Linked DNA regions of Mus musculus: region 2 is linked to region 1. A link is a loop called in an ENCODE intact Hi-C map of the cell type or tissue named here. Cell type or tissue: left cerebral cortex. All regions are shown on one strand. Each heading gives the region's core, and the rest is flanking DNA. Links, peaks and the distances in the headings are about the cores only.

Region 1 (11,113 bases), core at 2,611-7,610:
ATCTGCTGGGAAATGGGAGTGGACTAAGGGATGGCTTCACTTAAAATATATGGAAGAAAAAAGGACTCAGATTGCTAGCCAACCTACCAACTACTACCTAGAGAAGGAAGGACAATGGCACGCAAAAGAAAGAAAACTATACTTCCCAGAAATCAAGCAAAAGACTTACTAGGCCAAATGCACAGATGGACTCATTTAGGGGATAAAAAGCTCATACAAGCAGTTAAGGGACATAAAGTATATATAACAGACCTTAGGTCCTGGGCCAAAGAGGTGGTAGAACAGTGTAAGGTATGCCAGCAAGTGAATGCTTATGCAGCCAAGAGTAAACAGGGCAAAAGACCTAGGGGAGAAGGGCCTGGAGTATATTGGTAGGTCGATTTTACAGAAGTTAAGCCAGGAAAATGTGGTTACAAACACCTTCTAGTGTTTGTAGATACTGTCTCTGGATGGGTTGAGGCTTTCCCCACTGAACAGGAAACAGCTACCATGGTAGTTAAGATGATATTAGAAGAAATTTTCCAGAGGTTCAGAATGCCCAAGGTAATTGGATCAGACAATGTCCTGCTTTTGTCTCTTAAGGTAAGTCATGGATTGGCAGAAACCTTGGGGACTAATTGGAAGCTTCATTGTGTGTACCGTCCCCAGAGCTCAGGGCTGGTAGAAAGAATAAGTAGAACCTTAAAAGAGACCTTGACTAAATTGACCTTGGAGACTGGCTCAGATTGGTTGGTGCTCCTCTCCTTGGCCCTGTTCTGAGCCCAGAACACCTCCTATCATTTTAACCTGACCCCTTTTGAGATCCTGTATGGGACTCAAACTCTCTTGATCCCCCCAGAGTGATTTTTCAGGCTGACAATGATCTTATGGCTCGATTGCAAGCTTTCCAGATCAGACACCAGCATTTGTGACCTAAATTTAGTGCCCTGTATAACACAGGTACCCCAGAGGTTTCACACAAGTACCAATTTGGAGATTGGGTATATGTTAAGAGGCATTGTGATGAAAACTTGGAAGCAAAGTGAATAGGGCTGTTCCTGGTGTTGTTGACCACCCTGACATCCATTAAACTGGATGGAGTAACTGCTTGGGTTCACATCAGACCAGTACCTGTGCCTGACACCAACTAGATGGCAGCCAGACACCCAAGTAACCGCCTTCTGCAAAGCCAGAGAAACCACAAGATGGCTATGGTGTACCTTCTGGTGCTGAGTCTTGGCAGCCCTCACAACCCTACGAGGGTGACTTGGCAGGTGCTCTTAGCCACTGGGGATGTGGCTTGGTCCACTACCCACATTGTATCTGGTGGCTGGAACCTGTCTTTGGTTTCTGTGATTTAGGAGTGGGCTTTGACTTCTGGGGTGTCCCTGCCCTGCAGACACAGGGGGAGGGAATGTCTGAATGTGGGGGAGAAGGGACTTGTAAATCTAAACCATGTCTCAGAAGTGGTCTTGGAGGGTGGGGATTAGGGTGTGGACACCCAAAATTGAGAAGTGTCTTGAGAGAAACCCCCATATATGTGTGCCCCTGAGATGGGAGAAGGCAGCATCAGGCTCATCAGTGTTAGAAGGCCAACCACTTTTTCTATGCTACCTGCGAGTGTGAAACATCGGGAAACACATTCAGGGCATAGTTAAAGATTCTATGGCCAAGGTGAGAGAAGGATTAGCCAAGCAGGAGAGAGAGGGAGAAAACAGAGTCAGGGCTGGTTTGAGTTTTGGTTTAACTCTTACACTTGGTTAACCACCCTCATATTTGACTTGTTAGGAGCCCTAATTGTTCTCCTGATATTGTTGATTTTGGCCCCTACATTTTGAACTGCTTGGTTGCTTTTCTTAAGGAATGCATAGGTACAGTACAGCTAATGATCTTAAAGCAGAAATGTAGAGAACTGGATACATAAGACCAGGAGTATGAGCTATCAGAATACCAGCAATAGCTTCAGGATTGAAGCATGCACAACGAAAAGGAGCAATGAAAAGAACAGCTCAGGAAGTTTGGAAAATTCCACCAAACCCCTCCCCTCCTAGAAGAGAAAGGTCATAGTGAACATGGGCACTGGCTGGCCAGTCCCAGGTGCACCTTTTAAATAACGCTTGCTTTAGTGGGGCAGTCATGGATTTCATCTTTCTCCTCAACATTTTCAGATGTAACAGTGTAATCAAAGACGTTTAACTCTCTAAACACTCTATTCCCTTATATCTCTAAAACTTTGGCTAAAAGATAAACTTTACCCCACAAATATATATATATATATATATATATATATAGTGAGACAATGTACAAAGATATATAATGCATTCTAATTACTCTCTCACTGTGTCAGGTAGTATCATGTAAGGGCTTTTGAATCTGTTTCTTAATAATTCATTTTTAATTTTCTATGCTCTTTTACTATGCTTAACTCCCAAAGAATATTTCTTAAAAGATTAAACTGCTACATATACATAGGGGGTGTAAGTTCAGTCTAGGCATGTTCTTTACTTAGTGGTTCACTCTCTTTGATCACACATGGGCCAACATAGGCTCCCTACACATAACACATAAGTAGCAGATGTGCAATTTGGTCTTAAAGAGCATCTCTTCAACATTTGGAATGGGACCTGTCTCTGACTAGGACTCTGTCGCCTGACTTTGAACCCCTTTCCCCTAGTTGGACTGCTTTGTCTGGCCTCAGTGGGAGAGGATACACTTAGTCGTAATGAGACTTGATGTGCCAGGATGAGTTAGTACAAGGGGGTGGGGAGAAATGAGGAGGATGGTGTGATGGAAAGGGGTGGGGAGTGAAGCACTCCCCCTTACTGAGGAGAAAGGGAAGGGGGGATGGGAGAAGGGGAACAGGAGGGTGAGAGGATGGAAGGATAGCACTGGGAGGACAGGCTCCAATCAGGATATAAAGTGAATAAATAATAAATAAGATTAAACTGAAAGCTAAAAGTCTACCTCAGTTTGTAGAGTGATTACCTGGCTCATGCAAAACTCCTCAAATTTATCACCAGCACCTTGTAAACCAGACATGGTGGTACACAACAGGAATCCCAGAAGTCAGGAGATGGACGTGGAAGGATCCATAGTCAAGCAATCTGGAGGACATGGCAAATTCTTGAGCAGTCTGGACTGCAGGAGACCTTGTCTCCATTAATAAATAGAAATAAAGTGAATAAATAAAAGCTGAGCAGGTGAGGTGAAGAGCTGGCTCAGTGGTTAAGAGCACCAGCTGCTCTTCCAGAAGACCTGGATATTTCCCACAGCACCCACATTTAGGCTCACAACTGCCTCTAACTCTAGCTCCAGAAGATCCTAGGCCTCTGGCCTCCAGGCACCTGAACTCTTGTGCACATATCCACACTCATACACATAACTATTCTTTACTTTTTGTTTTAATTAAACTGACAGTCACTGAGAAGTTTCCTGGCACTTGAACTCCAATTTTGTAGGACTGAGGATATAGCTCAATGGTAGAAAGCTTACCTGACATCCATGAGGCAATTCAATCCCCAGTACCACAAACAAAATTCTAATTTTATATTAGATGTTTTTTATTATCAGCATAATTACTACATGACTGTTGAAAATGCAGCATCTTTGCTTTCAACCTGGTGCAACAGATGTTACATCTACCTGGGTCTGTGATCTCAACATGCAGGAAGCAACAGCAAGAGGATTGTCACAGGTCTGAGGGAAGGTTGGACCAAACAGTGAGTCCCAACATAGCCGAGGCTATATGAGAATTTGCTTTCTTTAAAAAAAAAATTAAAATTTGAATCAGACAATAACCTAGTTATTATTATACTATATATATTATATATTTATATTATGTATATATTGTATTGTCTTGTGCATTATTTTTGGCACTGTACCACAGAGCTAACTCCCAGGTTCCCACAGTCTTACCTCCAAATGCATACGGTGGCTATGCAAAGACACCATCTATGTTCAGTTTGAAGACTTTTTTTTTTTTTTTTTTTTTTGGTTTTTCGAGACAGGGTTTGTGTAGCCCTGGCTGTCCTGGAACTCATTTTGTAGACCAGGCTGGCCTCAAACTCAGAAATCCGGCTGCCTCTGCCTCCTGAGTGCTGGGATTAAAGGCATGTGCCACCATGCCTGGCAACTTTAATAAGAACAAGGAAGTCCCCATTGTTATGGAATCCTAAAATGGGGAGTTTTTTTCTTCCAGACTTCCCTGAACTAAGGGCCTTCTCACCAGATCACATGCCCTGACTGATCAGGGTGTGCTAGCTATTTCTACAAACAGACTGAGAACCCCAGATCCTGTTCCGTTCTCAGGACTAAGGGAGCATTCTCTATACAGTGAGGGCACAGGACAGAGGCTTCCATGGAACCTTGTGGAAAGGAAGCATTGAGCTCCTCCCTTCCAACTCCCACATGTCACTCTAGTGCCTTCAGTCCCAAGGGACAGCACGCAAGCAAGTACAGAGTATGAAGAATGTGTAAGGGCTGGAGAGATGGCTCAGTGGTTAAGAGCACTGGCTGCTCTTCCAGAAGTCCTGAGTTCAACTCCCAGAAATTACATGGTGACTCACAACCATAGGATCTGATGCCCTCTTCTGGCGTGTCTGAAGATAGCGATGGTGTACTCATATAGATAAATTTACTCTTTAAAAAATAAAAGAAACGTGTATAAACATCCAAAGATCAGGGAGGACACTCACCACAGACTCTGCTTTCTGACACATCGTTGGTTCAAGAAGTCAACAAAGAGCCTGCTGTAATATCTACTCCCAAGCAATGTTTAGCTTGGTTCCCAGAACCCACATGGTGGCAGGAAAGAACTGACTTCCATATGTTGTCCTCTGACCTCCACCTGCACACCATGTCACACCCACACTCACATATCCACACACAAACATACTAGTTTTCATTATACTATGAAAACTACTTTTCCAGTTTTTTTGAGGCAGGGTCTTACCATGTAACTTTGGCTGATCTGAAACTCTGTGTGGACCAACCTGGCTTCTAAATCACAGAGATCTGGAAGTCTGCCTCTGCCTCTTGAGGGCTGGAATTAAAATCATGTGTCACCATATTTGGCTAGTAAACAATAAATTCTATTTTATTTATTTATTTATTCATTTATTTTTGATTTTTCAACACAGGGTTTCTCTGTGTAGTTCTGACTGTCCTATAATCACTCTGTAAACTAAGCTGGCCTCAAATTTAGAGATCTGTCTGCCTCTGCCTCCTGAGTGATGGGATTAAAGGGTATGCTACCACAGCCTGATGTGATGACCCATCCAGCAGGTCCAGTTATTCGAGGGTCTCGAGGGGACCTTCTCCTAAGAACCAAATTGGGGGGTAGAGAGAGACGAGAACCTTGTGTAAAGAACGACACGGAAACATTCTGAGTAACATCAAGGTTCCAATGTATTAGCCTGGCCCAAGGTTTAAATGCACAAGCAAAAGGGGAAGTGCCTTTCAGTAGGAGGAATGGGGCAGAGGAAATGCACCTCAGCAGGAGGGATGGGGCAGCGGAAAAAGAGGAAGTACTTCTCAGCAGAAGGGATGGGGCAACAGAAATTTTTCTTTTGGCGACTACACGGGGAAGCAGGAACTTGGCAGTATCAGGGTTCATCTAGAGGTAAGGACATCTGGCGCTTACTTAGGGCTGGAACAATCTGTGGTTGTTCTCGGAGCGGTGCGACAGAAGGAAAATAGAGGAGTGGAGGGAGAGGGAGGGGAAAAAAGAGAGACTGTTATAAGTTAGGAGCTATGTTATCTATCCTGAATACCAAAAGAACAGAAAGATCCCTGTTGATACCAAGCTGGAGCAGAAGGCTACTCTTTCTTCACTAGGATGACAGATCCTGAGACTTATGAAAGGGTTTGCATTCGGAATGACAGCCCTTCATATTCACCTGTTAGGATCAGGCAGATACATGCAAATTACTCTAAGATAATCCATTCCTCAAGCTTCAACCCCACCATCCTCTTCCTGCCCTCAGGTCTCCTCCTGTCTAGCCACCTCTCAAAAACCTATTGGTACCAGCTGCAGGCAGAGCTGGCTACAGTCTAAGGCTAAGAGGAGAAACCGTGGATCTGAGCAGTACTCACAAGCTGGAGTTTATGGATCTTCACCTGCACCATTGCCCGTGGGCTTGAACCCAGGAAGCCTCACAGGTTCACCTCCACAGCTGTGCACACAGGCAACAGATCTAGATCAAGCGTGTACAGCAGCAGCCTAAGGCCACTGAAATGGGAAATGGAGCCCAGAGTAAAACCCCCAAGTGGCTGCTACTGTGTCACCTGCAGAGACAGTGACATTGTCTGTAAGGGGAGTCTAGGGCACTTCTAGAAGAGAAAGCACTCAGGCACCAAGTGGAGGGCCAAATAGTAGATAGTAGTGATTAATTAAAATGCCTCGTGAACAGTTAGAAAAAAAAATACTTCTGTGCTCCCTGGAACTAGACACCAGACTGAGAGGTGATAATGTGCTAGGTGGGTTAGGGGTGTTCTGTAATAGTATCCTCAAAGTGGGCTCACAGTCTCCTACAATGGAACTGTCTCTCAGTAAGTTCCTGGTCACCCATAGGCTGTCTCAGAGGAAAGTATCATGAGCTGCCAGCAGAAAGAGGTGCAGCCTGCATTTGCACCCATACACCTCCCTGCAAAGGCCACTTCACAGAGCACAGCTGGGCTTTTAAACACTGTAGGCCCTTCCACCAGGAGTAAGACACAGCCTAGACCACCTGCATTCACCCTTACTCTCCCCTTGGACTCCTTCCCAGTTGCTTATTTGCATTGAAGACTGATACATCTCTTTGAATTTGAAGCATCTAATCTGGAAATGTCTGCTCAGAGAAGCTGTGGACCTTGTAAAGAGGTTCCCCACACCCATTCCCCAAACTTACATTCAACAATCCTGTAGTTTTAAGTTTCCTTGGAAGATGAAAACAACTGTGTCTTGACCCCCCTCCCAGGATAGGCACCAATGACATCCCCAAAATACAATTTCACCCAAGTCCAGTTTGGGCTTTCTTACACAGTACAGGCAAAGGGTTACTTATAAGACTGTGGTGCCCACTTCAGGTTGGAAAACCTACTAAACCCTTCAATCCCTGATCTTGAAAACTCACCAGTCCCTGAGCCTGAAAACTCACCAGTCTCTGAGGTCAACATCCCATCAATCCCCAGGCTTGACTTGAAATGTCACAAATCCCCACCCTGGAAATCTGCCCGCCTCCCTCTCGGGTCTCTGCTGCTTCTCAGCCAAGCACGGGCAGCTACTCTCTTGGGTCTTTCCCCAAAAGTCTCTTGTGTGATGTGACTTTGTGGTATTCCTTTGCTCCTAACTGCCAGGATGCCTTTCCCCTCAGAGCTGTAACAGTTGCAGTAGGAAAAACGTGTCCCCCTCCAGCCCCACTCCCAGCAAAGCTGTAACACTTGTGGTGGGGAAACCTTCCCCCCTCAGAGCTGCAACACTGACACATGGAAGACCCCAAACAGTTATATCACCACCAAGTCCTTCCCCATAATGTAAACAACCTCATGGAAGCTGCATCGTGGAGTCCTTTCATCTTGCAATGGCTAACATTACATTTAAAGTTTAGAATTACAGTATTACAGTGCTTGAGAGAACAAAAGTCAGATAATGTCTCTTTTGAGGCCTACTCCTTTCAACATAACTAGCCATTTTGTATCCAGACTCCACGTTGCTCACAAGGTGAAATTAAGCTCATAGTTATTACTTTAACCGATACTGAAGAATGTTACTAAGAAGCTGAAAAGTTATGGTTGAATCACTTGTACCCTGTTATCTCAATGTTCTGAAATTGCCCTGTTCACCACCTGTCAATCACCCCTCTTACCTCACTCAAGACCAACCAGCTTAAAGGTTAGCTGATGATACTTTGTCTAGTTAGCCAAAAATATTGTACCACCTCATTGCTTGCCTTCAAACTTTTGAACATGTTTTTTTTTTTCCATATAAAAAAAACCTGCCCCAGCCAGGCGTGGTGGCGCACGCCTTTAATCCCAGCACTTGGGAGGCAGAGACAGGCGGATTTCTGAGTTCGAGGCCAGCCTGGTCTACAAAGTGAGTTCCAGGACAGCCAAGACTATACAGAGAAACCCTGTCTCGAAAAACCAAAAAAAAAAAAAAAAAAAAAAAAAAACCTGCCCTGAGGACAGACTAGTGCCACAATTAGATTTTTCCTTCTTGTGGTCCTGGATATCCAATATTATGGTGTGCTTTCAATAAACTATTCTTGTTCCACTGAGATTGGTATATGTATGATTTGAGTGGCAATTCCCAGACCCCAACAGTCTCTAACATATAAGCCCCTAGCTTGTAGACGCTGTACCTAGCAGCTCACTTTTCTTTCCCTGACATTGAAGACTATTCTTAAATTGACTAATCTTGCAAAATTTACAGTTCTAGCAAAATAATAGGTCATAATACTAACTGCTATCTCTGCTTTTGTAATCAAACTTGCTTACTCTGTTCAACAACTAGGCCAACTGCAGACATATATGACAAAATTAGACCCTGCCTACACATAGACAGAATACATGTAATCTTATGGGTTTTTACTTTATAAGCCTTGGACTGATATGATTAGTGCTGCATCTTGGGAGCACTCTCAGTTGCAATCCTGATGCTATGAGTATCTGGAACCAGTACTTAATAAAGCCTCTTGGGGGCTGGCCTGGTGCTGCCGTGTATTCAAATGCTAAATTCTGTACCCCAAGATCTGGCTGCCCCAAGACAAGTGAATTCCCACATACTCTAGCTTTTGTTGTGAAAACCTTGTTCCTCAATTTAAAATCACCGATTAAATAAAAATGGCTACAGCCTGCCCCCGACCTTCGGGACAGTCGATCAGGGTCTGGGGATCCTGTGGAGAGAATGGGGGACAAGAGACAGCGAAGAACGAAGAACGGACAGCAAGTCAAAAGGTCTGATCAACCTGACAAGTTTTTATTATTCCCACACAGGTTATATACTCATAGAAGCAGGATATGGGGTAATGGGGTGACATAGAATTGCTTTGTTTCTGGGGGAACGCACCTGTTCCCAAAAGCAGGATATTGGGTAGGTAAAAAGTTCAGCAGGAGGAACAGAACAGAATGGGTTGCTAGGTACCTGTCCACAAGATCTATAGCTATTTATTCTTAACTCTGCCGGTACTTTCCCACAGAGGCCAGGTGTTCTCAACTGGGATAGTATTTTCTCACAGAGGCCAAGACTTTGTGCCAGTAAGCACTTATGGCTGACAAGGCAGTAAAGCAGTTAATGTTCAAGCAATGTCGCTCCCAACAACAGCCAATTACTGAGGAGAATATCTGGGGTTTGCGTTACCAGGCTGGGGGTGCACGGGTAGGGACCATGAGGACAAAGAGAGAAGAAAGGAGGAAGAAAATGAAGGGAACATACATTACATATAGACCAGGAGCACTACACAAGAGACATGGACCCTGAGGACAAGCTGGTAGAGCAGAAATAACCTAGAAAGACTCAAACAGTAAGTATTTGGGGGACACATCTGGGAGTTAACAGTCTAGTGAATAGAAATATAGATTAGGGGTAATTGTCCAGTAATTGCACAAAGCCAATTAAATAAATCATAGTCTGAGTCTCATTCATTTGGAAGAGAACAGGGATAGAAATAACAAATAATTTACAGCCTCTCCTTATTAAAATTTATTTATGGTCATTGTGATGACTATTCTCAGTTGTCAACTTGACTATATCTGGAATGAACTAAAATCCAGAAATAGAGGGCACAGCTGTGATCCAGATCTTGAGACAGGAAGACAACATGCCTTTGATCCTAATCTTGAGGTTATAAAACACAGGCTTTGGTCTGGATCTTGAGACCAGATGACACGTGGTTTTGATACAGATCAACACATGCCTTTTCTCTGAATCCTGAGGCATGGTGGCCATGCTTATAAATATCTATAATGAAAAGTAATTAAAGAAAAGCTTAGGCGCAGGCATGATGGTATACACCTCTAATCCCAGCAGAAGGAGTTTTTAATCCCAGCACTCAGGAGACAGAGGCATATAGTATAAAGCAAGTTCTAGGATAGTCAAGCTTAAACAGTGAAGGATACCATGGAAAACAAAAAGCTGGTGAAGTTGTAATTGAATGAAGGGGCCATGTTCCAGCCCCAGCAAACAGCAGAACTTGGCATCTTTAGCCACATGGTTTTGGTTTTAGAAGGGTGTTGCTTTGCAGAGTAGTGGTGGCACACACCTTTAATCCCAGCACTTGGGAGGCAGAGGCAGGCGGATTTCTGAGTTTGAGGCCAGCCTGGTCTACAGAGTGAGTTCCAGGACAGCTATGGCTATAAAGAGAAACCTGTCTCGGAAAAAAGAAGAAGAAGAAGAAGGAGGAGGAGGAGGAGGAGGAGGAGGAGGAGGAGGAGGAGGAGGAGGAGGAGGAGGGGAGGGGGGAGGGGGAGGAGGAGGAAAAGGAGAAAAGAAGAAGAAGAAGAAGAAGAAGAAGAAGAAGAAGAAGAAGAAGAAGAAGAAGAAGAAGAAGAAGAAGAAGAAGAAGAAGAAGAAGAAGAAGAAAGAAGAAAGGTTGTAGTTTCTTTCCATGACTAAGGAAAGCCACACTTAGGCCTGACATATGACATGGGAGTCCCTGTATGGAGGCCCAGAGAGGCCATTGTATAAAGCTATGAAAGACCATTGTTTGAAGCTGTGAAAGAGAAGCCTGGATTGCCTTGGAGACCCCAAGAGGTTAGAGATGCCAGAATAGTGGATTACCTGTCAAGGAAAGCTGCTAACAGGAAGTGGAAACTATCCAAGAGAAAGAATTGTGTTGCAAGCAACAAAGCTGAATGGAGTTGGAGATTTAAAGAGATGCAGAGTTTGGAGTCTGCCCAACTGGTTTTTGGTCTTGCTTTGGTCCAATATTTCCTCACTGTGCTCTCTTCCCTGTGTTTTGGAATGGTACAATATACCCTATGCCATGATATGTGGAAATATATGATCTGCTCTTTGATTTTGATTTTATAGGGCATTACAGTCAAGAGATTGTATGAATCTCAAAAAAGACTTTGAACTTTGGACTTTTAAAAATTGTTGAGACTAGGGCTGGAGAGATGGCTCAGTGGTTAAGAGCACCAACTGTTCTTCCGA
Region 2 (11,113 bases), core at 3,890-8,889, 1.2 Mb before region 1:
TCCAACCCATGTATGCTTTTTAGTTGGTCAGTGAGAGCCTGTTTTAATACAATAAAACCAAACAATACAAATCCATAAATATCATTTGGTGTTTTCACATTATCCCTACTTCCTTGTCCCCTTGGTCCCTTCTTCCCCATAGGCCTCTTCCTGCTTGCCTTGCATTCAACCATTTATATTCATTTCTAATGTTTCACTTTCATTATGTTCAACCCTTGGATATTATTTCTATTGATTTATTTCATGTGGCTGAGGACTGAACCTGTGTTTTATGCACTTGGTACAAATTCCTTATTACTGTTCTTTAGCCCTAATCCTGAAATTTTCTCTATTTTTTTATTATAATATATTCACCTCATTTATCCCTTCATTTTCTTCCCTCAAACCCTTCAACCCTCCCATTAATCCCTCTTTGCTATCTTTCAAATTCATAGATTTTTCATTAATAGTTATTACACACACACACACACTGTGTTAGATAAACACTGCTTATTCCTTATACTCTTACTTATATGTGTGTTTGTAAGGCTGACTTTTGGTAATGGAAAATACCAATTTGAATTTGAAGAAGACTATTTCTCTCACCCTCAGCATTCCATACTGGACATTTTAAAAGCTTATCCTGAGACATGGTCTAATGCAGCTCAGGCTACCCTTGAACTTCCAGGAGACAGAAGATGACCTTGAACTCCAGCTCTCCTCCCCACAACCCAGATCATCCTTTGTGCTTGGCACATAGCCTAACTATACCTAATATATATATATATATATATATATATATATATATGAGATATTCAGTTGTTCAGTATAGTCAATTCTCAAGAACTTTGATGATTTTTATTCAGTTTAATTTATGTAGACTGGACAATTTTAACATGGAAATGTTTGTGATCATTTTGTGAAGGCTGTATCCTTCTGAATACTTTGTGTTATCATTTATGTCACAGCATCTGACAGACCTCACATGGGAATTTTCTTGGGAGAAGGAGTATGCAGAGGCTGCCTCTAAGTGAAGATGGAAGGAGAAAGAGCTTGGGGAGGAAGGGTACTGGCTTTTTATAAGAGGATATAGAGCATGTGCATAGGAACGATATTCTACTCCTAACAACAGCAGAAACATGTCACATTTTGGCAGCTAATGATGATTTATATTACCATCAATAGGTCCTTGGGGTAGTTCTGTGAAGATGTCTGGTTGCTAACACTCCACATGAGACTCCCACACAGCATCCTCTTCTTCCCTTTTTGTGCCTTCTTATGATCATTTGGGAGCTACAGTCTCCCTCCTCACAACTAGCTCTTTGGCCTAGCTGTTCCCATTTAGCAAATATTGAAATCCTCTTAGTTCAGGAGGTCTTGGTGGGAGCAGGACATATTTAGATCAGGTGTGATGGGGTAGGTAATAAGCTGTCTCTGTCAGAAGGCTTTTAAATTTGGTTTGGGAGTTAGAGAGTTGGCTCTGCCAGTTAAAAGCACTTGCTTTTCCAGAAGGTCTGGATTCCATGTTCAGCACCTATGTGGCAGATTACAACTATCTGTTTCTCCAGTTCAGGGATATCTGATGCTGTGGCCACATATCTTCATTTGTATTCAAAATACTTAAAGCATGAAATAAAAGGAAAAATTACAGTTTACATTTGTATGTTTATACTTGTTTCCTGGCACATGTATGGAGATCAGTGGGCAGCATTTGGTAGTTGGTTTTCTCTTTCTACCTTGGGTGTTTCAGTGATAGAACTCATGTTATTTTTAGACTTAGTTGAAATTTGTGAAATAGTGAAACTGTGATTTGCTGAGACAACTTGACTATCTACTTCTTGTTTTGTTTTCAGACAATGTCTCACTTTTTTAGTTGATATTTTGAGATAGGGTCTCAAGGTATAGGTTTGGCTGCCCTGGAACTCATTATGTAGGCTAGATTGGCCCAGGATCACACACTTAACCCAAACTGGCTTGGAATACCAGACTGTCCTGTTTCCCACTACAGAATACTGGGATCACAGGGGTGAATCACCACACCTGGCCCCTCCTGCTTATTATCCTAGCCTTAGTGGGAGTGTACAGATATGCTGACTCTCCTTAAACCAGATCCTGCCTCTAGGCTGAAGGGAAGAAGACTTCCTGGCACTCTGAGAGATCAAAAACTTGTAGAGCCTCTGCATTGCCCTGGGGGTTGTTGAGGAGATTATTTCACATGCTAATAGTTGAGCACCAAACCTGAAGCCTGAGAGAGGAAGCAAGGGTGGTGACCTGGGACTCTCCAGCCTCACCAGTGCATGGAGATTGGATTGTATAGAGTAAACAAGTGTTTTGAATACATAGAGGGTGGGCCTGGATTCTTCCCTTCCCCTCCCCTCCCCTCCCCTCCCTTCCCCTCCCCTCCCCTCCCCTTCCCTTCCCTTCCCTTCCCTTCCCTTCCCTTCCCTTCCTTTCCCTTCCCCTCCCTTCCCTTCCCTTCCCTTCCCCTCCCCTCCCCTCCCTTCCCCTCCCCTCCCCTCCCCTCCCTTCCCCTCCCCTCCCTCTCCTCCCGTCCCCTTCCCCTTTCTTCCTTTTTCCTTCCTTCCTTCCTTTCTTTCTTTCTTTCTTTCTTTCTTTCTTTCTTTCTTTCTTTTTCTTCTTCTTCTTCTTCTTCTTCTTCTTCTTCTTCTTCTTCTTCTTCTTCTTCTTCTTTTTTTTTGTTTGCTTTGTTTTGTTTTGTTTTTGTGTGTGTGTGTGTTTGTTTTTGAGGCACGGTTTTTCTGCATAGAAACTCTAGATATTCTGATATTCACTTTGGAGAAGAGGCTGGCTTCAAACTCACAGAGATCCACCTGCCTTTGTCTCCCAAGGCATGCACCAGCACATTCAAGCTTCTCATTCATTGATAAGCATTTTCACTGAATTCAGCCTGGTCAAAGTTTATTATTTACAAGAAAGAACAAGACTTGAGTTTCTGATCCTTCTGCTTCCATCTTCTAATAATTCATCTGGAATCCACTCTCCAGTCATCTTGTTCGTATACCAGTATTTTATCTACTCATCAACATGCCAGAATATTTGAGGGGGAAAAATCATTATTTTTGTTTTGAGACTGAGAGTTGGGGGGTATCTACCCGAGGATTATGCTCAGATAAAGATTTAAAGCGATAGAAAAATATTTGAGCAGGGTGGCAACTGCACTAGTATTCTGGGTCAGAATGTAACACTGACCTGTTTCAGGGTGAGCTTTTAAGCAAAATAATCATGTCATGGATTCACACACTTCAGTTAACAAGAACAGTTAGACAGAAGACAAACTAAAGAAGCCAAAAGGTAAGGTTGGTACAGTTAGAGATTTTCCCTGAACTATGGATGTTGTAAAATTAGATCTTTGTTTTCATTTTGGCAAGTGGTGCTGTCTACATTCTGAGTTTTATGTCCTGAGTGGTACTTCCACCATGGAGTCAGTTGTGCTAAGGTCTAGGATTGCATTAAAGGCTGGAGTCCTTTTATAAGGGTCTTTATACTCCAACCTAGCTTCAAACTATATGTAGCTGAGGATGATCCTGAAATTCTGTTCTTCCTGCATTCGTCTCCCTAATGACATGATTACAGGTATTGCTGTTTATTGAATACAGAGCTTCATGAATCTCAGGCAAGCACTCTGACAAACCCAGTTTCCATATGCATGACATTTTTTGCAAGTCAATCAAAAATTAAAGTGGGAACTGGAGAGATGGATCTGAGGTTAAGAGCATTTGGTGCTCTTTCAGAGGACAGAATTTTAGTTCCCAGGATCCATATGATAACTTAAAACCAGTTGTTACTTAGTTCCATGGGATCCTGACACCCTCTTCTGGCCTTTATGGGTAGCTTTTGAACATATGCATATACACATAAAGACACACAGAGAGATATAAATAAAATAAGATAAACCTTACAAAATCTCCTTTATTTTTGATATTATAATTATACTACTCCCCACCACTCATTCCTCCTTCTAAACCCTCTCATGCATTTCTTTTTGCTCACATTTAAACTCATAGCCATTTCATTCATGGGCTGGACCTAGTAATGTCTTTTACATATGTAGCAGATGTATAGCTCAATCTTCATGTGGGTCCCTTCCAACTGGCACAGGGGCTGCCCTTAAACCTGTTGCCTGTCAGTGGACTATATTCTTCTAGCTGGGCAGCCTTGTTTGGCCTCAGTGGGAAAGAATTCACCCAGCCCTGAAGAGACTTGATGTGCCAGGGACAGGGAAATAAGCAGGGAGAGGGGGTGTTCCACCCTCTCAGAGGAGAAAGGAGGGGAGATGATTGGGGAGGATTATGGAAAAGGGTACATGGGGCAATGACCAGTATGTAAAGTGAATAAATTAATTTTAGAAAAAAAGAAAAAAAACCAAAATATTCATAGCCTCTTTTCATTGTTATTATATGTGTTTAGATAGATAGATAAATAGATAGATAGATAGATAGATAGATAGATAGATAGATAGATAGATAGATATTCTTAATTGCATGGGTACACTCTCTTCAGTGAATATAATGCCACTAGTATGTTTTCAGGGTTCACCATTTGGTATTGGACCACTAATTGGTATGCTTTTCCCTGGGGAAGATGATTCCTCCTTATCTCAGTGTTCCTTGGTTGCCTATAGAGTTGAGGTACTGTGAGTGTTTCCTTATAAATGTTTGCATGTCTCTTGGGCAGCTGTGTTGGTGAGACTTTAAAGTACCCAAAAGCATATTAGGCTCAAATAAAAAATGAGGTGCTGGAGAGAAATATCAGTGCACTGGCTGCTCTTCCAGGGTATTTGGGTTCAGTTTTCAGCATGTACAAGCTGGCTCACCACCACTGAGTTCCAGGTACCTCTGTGTCTATAAAGCACACACATGGTACATAAACATATATTCAGGTCATTCACATAAACATATAAAATAGATAAGTCTATTAAAATAACATAGGTGCTGAAGGGATGATCTGGTATTAGGAGCCATTACTACTCTTGCTAAAGACACAACAGGTTTGACTTGCAGACTCTACATAGTGGCTCATAACCATGTGTTCCAGGTGATGTTGTGCCTTCTTCTGGTCTCTGAGGGCACAAGTCACACACATGCAGTGCAGATAAAATACACAGACAGGTAAGCAGGCAGGTTGGCAGAGAGACAGGCAGACAGACATTAGAAAATTAGTGAAGGTCCATTTAGAGCTGAGCTCAGTACTGTAGCCTCAGGACATCTGGCAGAAAGCAGCACAAATCCAGTTTTTAGCCCCAGGATATAGCCTTTTAGTGAATGATGCTATTGAAGGCCAGAAAAGGGCGTCAGGTTACAGATGGTTGTGTGCATACCCTACTGAGTGCTGGGTATCAAATTTGTTTACTCTGGAAGAACAACCAGTGCAATTAGCTGCTAATGTGTCACTCCAGCGCCTCATCATAATATAATTTTGAATCAGGGACTCATTATATAGTCCTGTGTAGCCTGTAGATAAGACTTGTCTCAGACTTATGGAGATCTTCTTGCCTCTGCTCCCTGAAATTGAAGGCATGTACCATTTTGTCCTGTGTCCACATTATTTAGTACTTATCCATTCATTTGAGCCAGTATTTTATGTAACTCAGGCTGAATGGACTTATTTGTTTGTTCATTCATTTGTTTTTTGTTGTGGTGTGTGGATATGTCCACACAGTTGGCCTCAAAGGAGAGGAGGATGTTGGGGTGTATGCACTTAGAGTTACAGGTAGTTTTGAACCACTTGACAAGGATACTAGAAATGTAACTTGTGTCTTTTGCAGTCCTCAAAGACTGGTTTTCTTTGTTACTTCGTAATCCAGTAGGCTCACAAGAAATAGCAAACCACTTCATCTGCCAGTGCAAAACAGAGGCTCCAGGCAGCATAACTGTTATGTTGCTGAGTGGCCACTAGAGGGAAGTAACACACCAGCCTTCCAGAAGGAGTGTAGAGCCTCATCATGGGTCCTGTGGTTCCTAGTTGCCATCTATGTTTGCTAGGCGACCTCACATGTGGGAAAATAAGGGATACCACAATTTTATGTGGGAGGAAAACATGGGGAAGCAGCAGAAGGTTTGTAATTTGAACTAAAACAGAAAACTGAATTTGACTAGGATTTGTAGGCATTTAAATAACACTTTGTCATGAAGTTTGGCAGTGTGACTAAAACTTGTAAGAGATATTGTTTTGTTTTGTTTTTTTTCCCCCTATCTAATTCTAGAGATTGAGCCCAGGGTATATAAATGATATGCTAGTGAAGGGTGGGTGAGACATGTCACCAGTCTCACCAGTGAATTTTAGATGGGTGTTCTATCTACCTCTGGGCTACTTCACTGAGTTCTTCACTGGGGTAAATCTGGCAGGTGCTCTACTGAGACACAGTCCTCAGGACCTCATTAGTATATTGTTGGCAAGAGTTTTTAATCTCTAGGCCTTTGCATTTATGATATCTTAACATGTAGATATTTGTTTTTGCTTGTTTATAATCATGATTTTAATTTTTAATTTAAGATAAGTTTTATTTTTTTTTATTTTTAACTTGTGAGAACACAACTGTATCACGTTCTTCTCCTCTCTCTTCCCTCCAAACTGTCCCATGTATCCCGTCTTAAACTCTTTCAAATTCATGGCTTTTTTTTCTTTGATTGTTGATGCATATATAATATTCCTAAGTACATAACTTGCTCAGTCTATACGGTGTTACTTGTATTTATGCTTTTTCAAGACTGACAATTTGGAAATAGATAGACAACAGCTGTGCTCATCTCCTGGTGAAAAGTATTTCTCCCACTCTCACAATTACTTTAGTGTCTATAATTCTAATGTTGAGGTCTCATGAGTTTTTTCTTTACATGTTTCCATGCCTATAGGTATTGCATTTGTTTAGTTATGTTAGTGAGACTTCTTTATGGGTGTAGCATCTCTGACATTTCTAGGAGACAATCTCACTGCAAAATTCCTCCCCCCTTTCCCGCAATGATGCCTTAGCCTGAGGTGCAGGAGTTGCTTTGTAGATATATGTGTTGGGACTGGAGCCAGCAACTCTGCATTTTGATTGGTTGGACTTCTCTCATGGCATCAATCATGGCAAGGAGAAATTTCCTTGATGGGGAGTGAGGTCTGCACATATTGGAATGTATAAAGACATATTTATAGTGAAGCTGACGATAATGTTCATTTCAAAACACAAAGGTGTAGGTTCCCCTACAAGATCTATGACTTCATGACCTCTGGGTAAATGGCTAGGTTTCCAGAATTACACATGATTACTCTCCCTGAGCAGGTTGACCCAATTAGAGGGTTACTGATAAACACCAAGTTATACATGCCACAACACCCAAAAAATTACCATGCCAGGCTGATCACTGTGGTAGTTTATAAGTGACAAAGCTGGGTAAGAGTGTTGGTTACTTCTTTCTATTTGAAGCTTATATGGCTCCTTCTGATAAAGTAGAGGCTACTCCTTAGGGAAGAGGCATTTCAGTCAGCTTGGGTCCTCTTGGCCTATGTCGAAACTGCATGATGTTTTCAGAAATGAGGCTTTACTTTCCACCCTGAGCAGACTGGTGCCACTAAGGGCAAACAGCTGTAGCAGTTTTAGAAACCTCTTGGAAAACCACAACCAAAATTAAAAGAGGGCTTCTCTTGCCTGGTGTTAGGATTTTCATGAGACACTCTATGAGTCTTTAGGGGAGCGTTGCTGACCAAGATAGGACATCTTCATTTTCATTTTTTGATATATATATATATATATATATATATATATATATATATATATATATATACACACACACATATATATATATATATCAAATCCCCCGTAATTAGAAAATTAGAACCCACCCTTGTTTACACAACTTTTGCTTTCATATTACTCATATCCTGCCAAATTTCTTAACATTAATTTAAAAGAAGTATATTTACTCATCAAATAATGACACATTTTAAGAACATTTCCAATAGAGGAAAAAGTTTCTCTGTATTTTTAAATTCCTCTTCTGAGACAACACACCAGTATCTCTTGGGATTCTCATAAGAATGAAAAATTTAAAACTGTCCTCATGCTCTATTGTTTCCCTACATAAAATTGTTTAAGGAATAAAATGTACCAAGTTGGAAGAGATGGCTTAGAGGGTAGCAGTGTTTATTGTTTTTCCAGACTACCCAAGTACAATTCCTAGCACCCAGATTGGGCAGCCCATAAGCATCTGTATCCACAGTTCCAGGAAATATGAGGGCTTCTGCCATCTATGTGCTCCATCACTCATGTGCACATACTTATTTCCCATACTTCCTTCACCATGTAGTGAAATTTCAGAAAGAGCCAGGCTTGGTGGCATGTCCTTTAATCCCAACACTCAGAAAGTTGAAGCAGACAGATCTCTATGAGTACAAGGCCAGCCTGAACTTCTTGTATATTTTCAGCCCATCCATGGTTACATAGGATGGGACCCTATCTCAAAAGTTTTACCAAAACACAGAACAATATATCAATATATATATATATATATATGACCTAGGCTTAGAGTTCTTTTTTTGTTTGCTTGTTTGTTTTTGTTTTTGTTCTTTGTTTTTTTTTGTTTTTTTGAGACAGAGTTTCTATGTATAGCCCTGGCTGTCCTGGAACTCACTCTGTAAAACAGGCTGGCCTCGAACTCATAAATCTTCCTACCTCTGCCTCCTGAGTGCTGGGATTAAAGGCATGTGCCACCACACCCGGCTCAGGCTTGGAGTTCTTAAGGAGAATATTTATGTTATGGATGCTTAATAAGAAAGAGAGTAAGGGACAGAAGCGGTATGCAATGTGAGAGAATCCATTTGCTGAACAAGTAATTTCTAAAAGTGTTCATAATGTATCTCAAATTGTTCACCATGATATGACAAACATGAACACATAGCAGCTGTGGTTACCTGCACAATGTCAAGCTCCAAAATGTCACTGATGGGGCACATGGTCTCTAGGTTTCATCCCATACTGAAGAACCATTACTGCTGGAGGAGGGAGACTTATATTCTTTTGGAGGGTGTGACCACAGTTAGGACTTCTGTGATACTGTAAATGGCCCCAATCTCATGCACACATGAACCACACACACTGAACATAGTACATCATTTAATAAGATTTGGGAGTACTATTCAGCTATTAAAAACAATGAATTGATGAAATTCTTGGGCAAATGGATGTATCTGGAGGATATCATCCTTAGTGAGGTACCCCAATCACATAAGAAGTCATTATATATGCACTTACTGATAAATGGATATTATCCCAGAAATTAAGAATACCCAAGATACAATTTGCAAAACAAGAAAAAAGAGAAGAAGGAAGACCGAAGTGTGGATACTTCATTCCTCCTTAGAATAGGGAACAAAATACCCATGAAAGGAGTTACAGAGACAAATTTTGGAGCTAAGACGAAATGATGGACTATCCAGAGACTACCCTACCCAGGGATCCATCCCATAATCAGCCACCAAACCCAGACACTATTGCATATGCCAGCAAGATTTTGCTGAAGGGACTCTGATATAGCTGTCTCATATGAGGCTATGCCAGTGCCTGGCAAATACAGGAGTGGATGCTCCCAGTCATCTATAAGATGGAACACAGGGCCCCCAATGGAGAAGCTAGAGAAAGCAGCCAAGGAGCTGAAGGGGTCTGTAACCCTATAGGTGGAACAACAATATGAACTTATCAGTATCCCCAGAGCTCGTGTCTCTAGCTGCATATGTAGCAGAAGATGGCCTAGTCAGCAATCACTGGGAAGAGAGACCCCTTGGTATTGCAAACTTTATATGCCCCAGTACAGGGGAATGCCAGGGTCAAGAAGCAGGAGTGGGTGGGTAGGGGAGCAGGGTGGGGGGAGGGTATAGAGAACTTTTGGGATAGCATTTGAAATGTATATAAAAAATCTAATAAAAAAATTAAAAAGAAAACAACAAAAAACACAGTTCCCTCACAACAGCAAGCCCTGAATACAAGAACAGACCTGGAAAATCAGAAAGCTGACACAAAATCATATCTCATGAAGATAATAGAGTCTTTAAGGAGGATACAATAAGTCACTGAAAGAAACACAGGAAAACACAGATAAACAGGTGTAGGAATTGAATAAAGTCATCCAGGACCTAAAAGTGGAAGTAGAAATAATAAAGAAAACACAAATGGAGGCAAACCTGGTAATGGAAAACCTAGGAAAGATGTCAGGAATTACAGATCACCAACAGAGTACAAGAGTTAGAAGAGAGAATCTCTAGCTGAAAGGACCCTGGTATAGCTGTCTCTTGAGAGGCTATGCCAGTGCCTGGCAAATACAGAAGTGGATGCTTACAGTCATCTATAGGATGGAACACAGGGCCCCCAATAGAGAAGCTAGAGAAAGCACCCAAGGAGCTGAAGGGGTCTGCAGCCCTATAGGTAGAACAACAATATGAACTTATCAGTAACCCCAGAGCTCGTGTCTCTAGCTGCATATGTAGCAGAAGATGGCCTAGTCAGCCATCATTGGGAAGAGAGGCCCCTTGGTATTGCTAACTTTATATTCCTCAGTATAGGGGAACTCCAGGGCCAAGAAGTGGGAGTGAGTGGGTAGGGGCGCAAGGCGGGGGAAGGATAGCTTTTGAAATGTAAATAAAGAAACTATCTAGTAGTTGTTTCAGGATAGCTTTTGAAATGTAAATAAAGAAACTATCTAGTAATTGTTAAAAAAAAAAGAGAGATGAATTTGGGAAGGGTCCTGGTGTTATGTGGCATTACCTTCCCTGCCACCATCACCAACCTGAACCAGTTCAACTGTGCTTGTTGGCACAAGCTCATTCCAGGTGGGCTTGTTGCCTGTTGAGAATCTCACATTCAAGGAAAGGGTGAAAACTTCACTTAGATATCAAGTCACTCTTCCAAGCCATTTTTACACAAATTTTCCCCATTTGGATATGGCTATGTGATCTCAAGGAGTGGCCAAAGAATAGGTTGAGGAAGACTAGGGAAAGGGTTTACTATCTGAGCAGCTATGGGAGGCCAATATCCACTCAGGATATAGACGTTCCTATGAGCATGCTTTTGGTTGACCCAGTGTTCTGTTGGCAGCACATCACCCAACCTCTGTATGTACACCTAATAATGGCAAAAGAA

What was found. Hi-C counts contacts between places; a loop is a spot of excess contacts. Peaks named below come from ENCODE experiments on the same cell type or tissue, not always from the same donor. Only the 100,000 strongest peaks of a DNase experiment are listed, where the experiment ranks them.
Region 2: it touches region 1 in a loop (11-fold over the local background); 16 of 42 quality-filtered maps call a loop at or near these places.

The regions. Positions count from the first base shown.
Region 1 is chr7:13,065,930-13,077,042 of GRCm38, reverse strand. No RefSeq gene overlaps it. Among named protein-coding and RNA genes, the nearest start is that of Vmn1r85, 14 kb to the left of the region's middle. In left cerebral cortex, for the core only: a CTCF peak has its summit at 4,577 (motif pointing left); a DNase peak (open chromatin) is centred at 4,522.
Region 2 is chr7:14,312,189-14,323,301 of GRCm38, reverse strand. No RefSeq gene overlaps it. Among named protein-coding and RNA genes, the nearest start is that of Sult2a6, 63 kb to the right of the region's middle. In left cerebral cortex, for the core only: a CTCF peak has its summit at 5,879 (motif pointing right); a DNase peak (open chromatin) is centred at 5,903.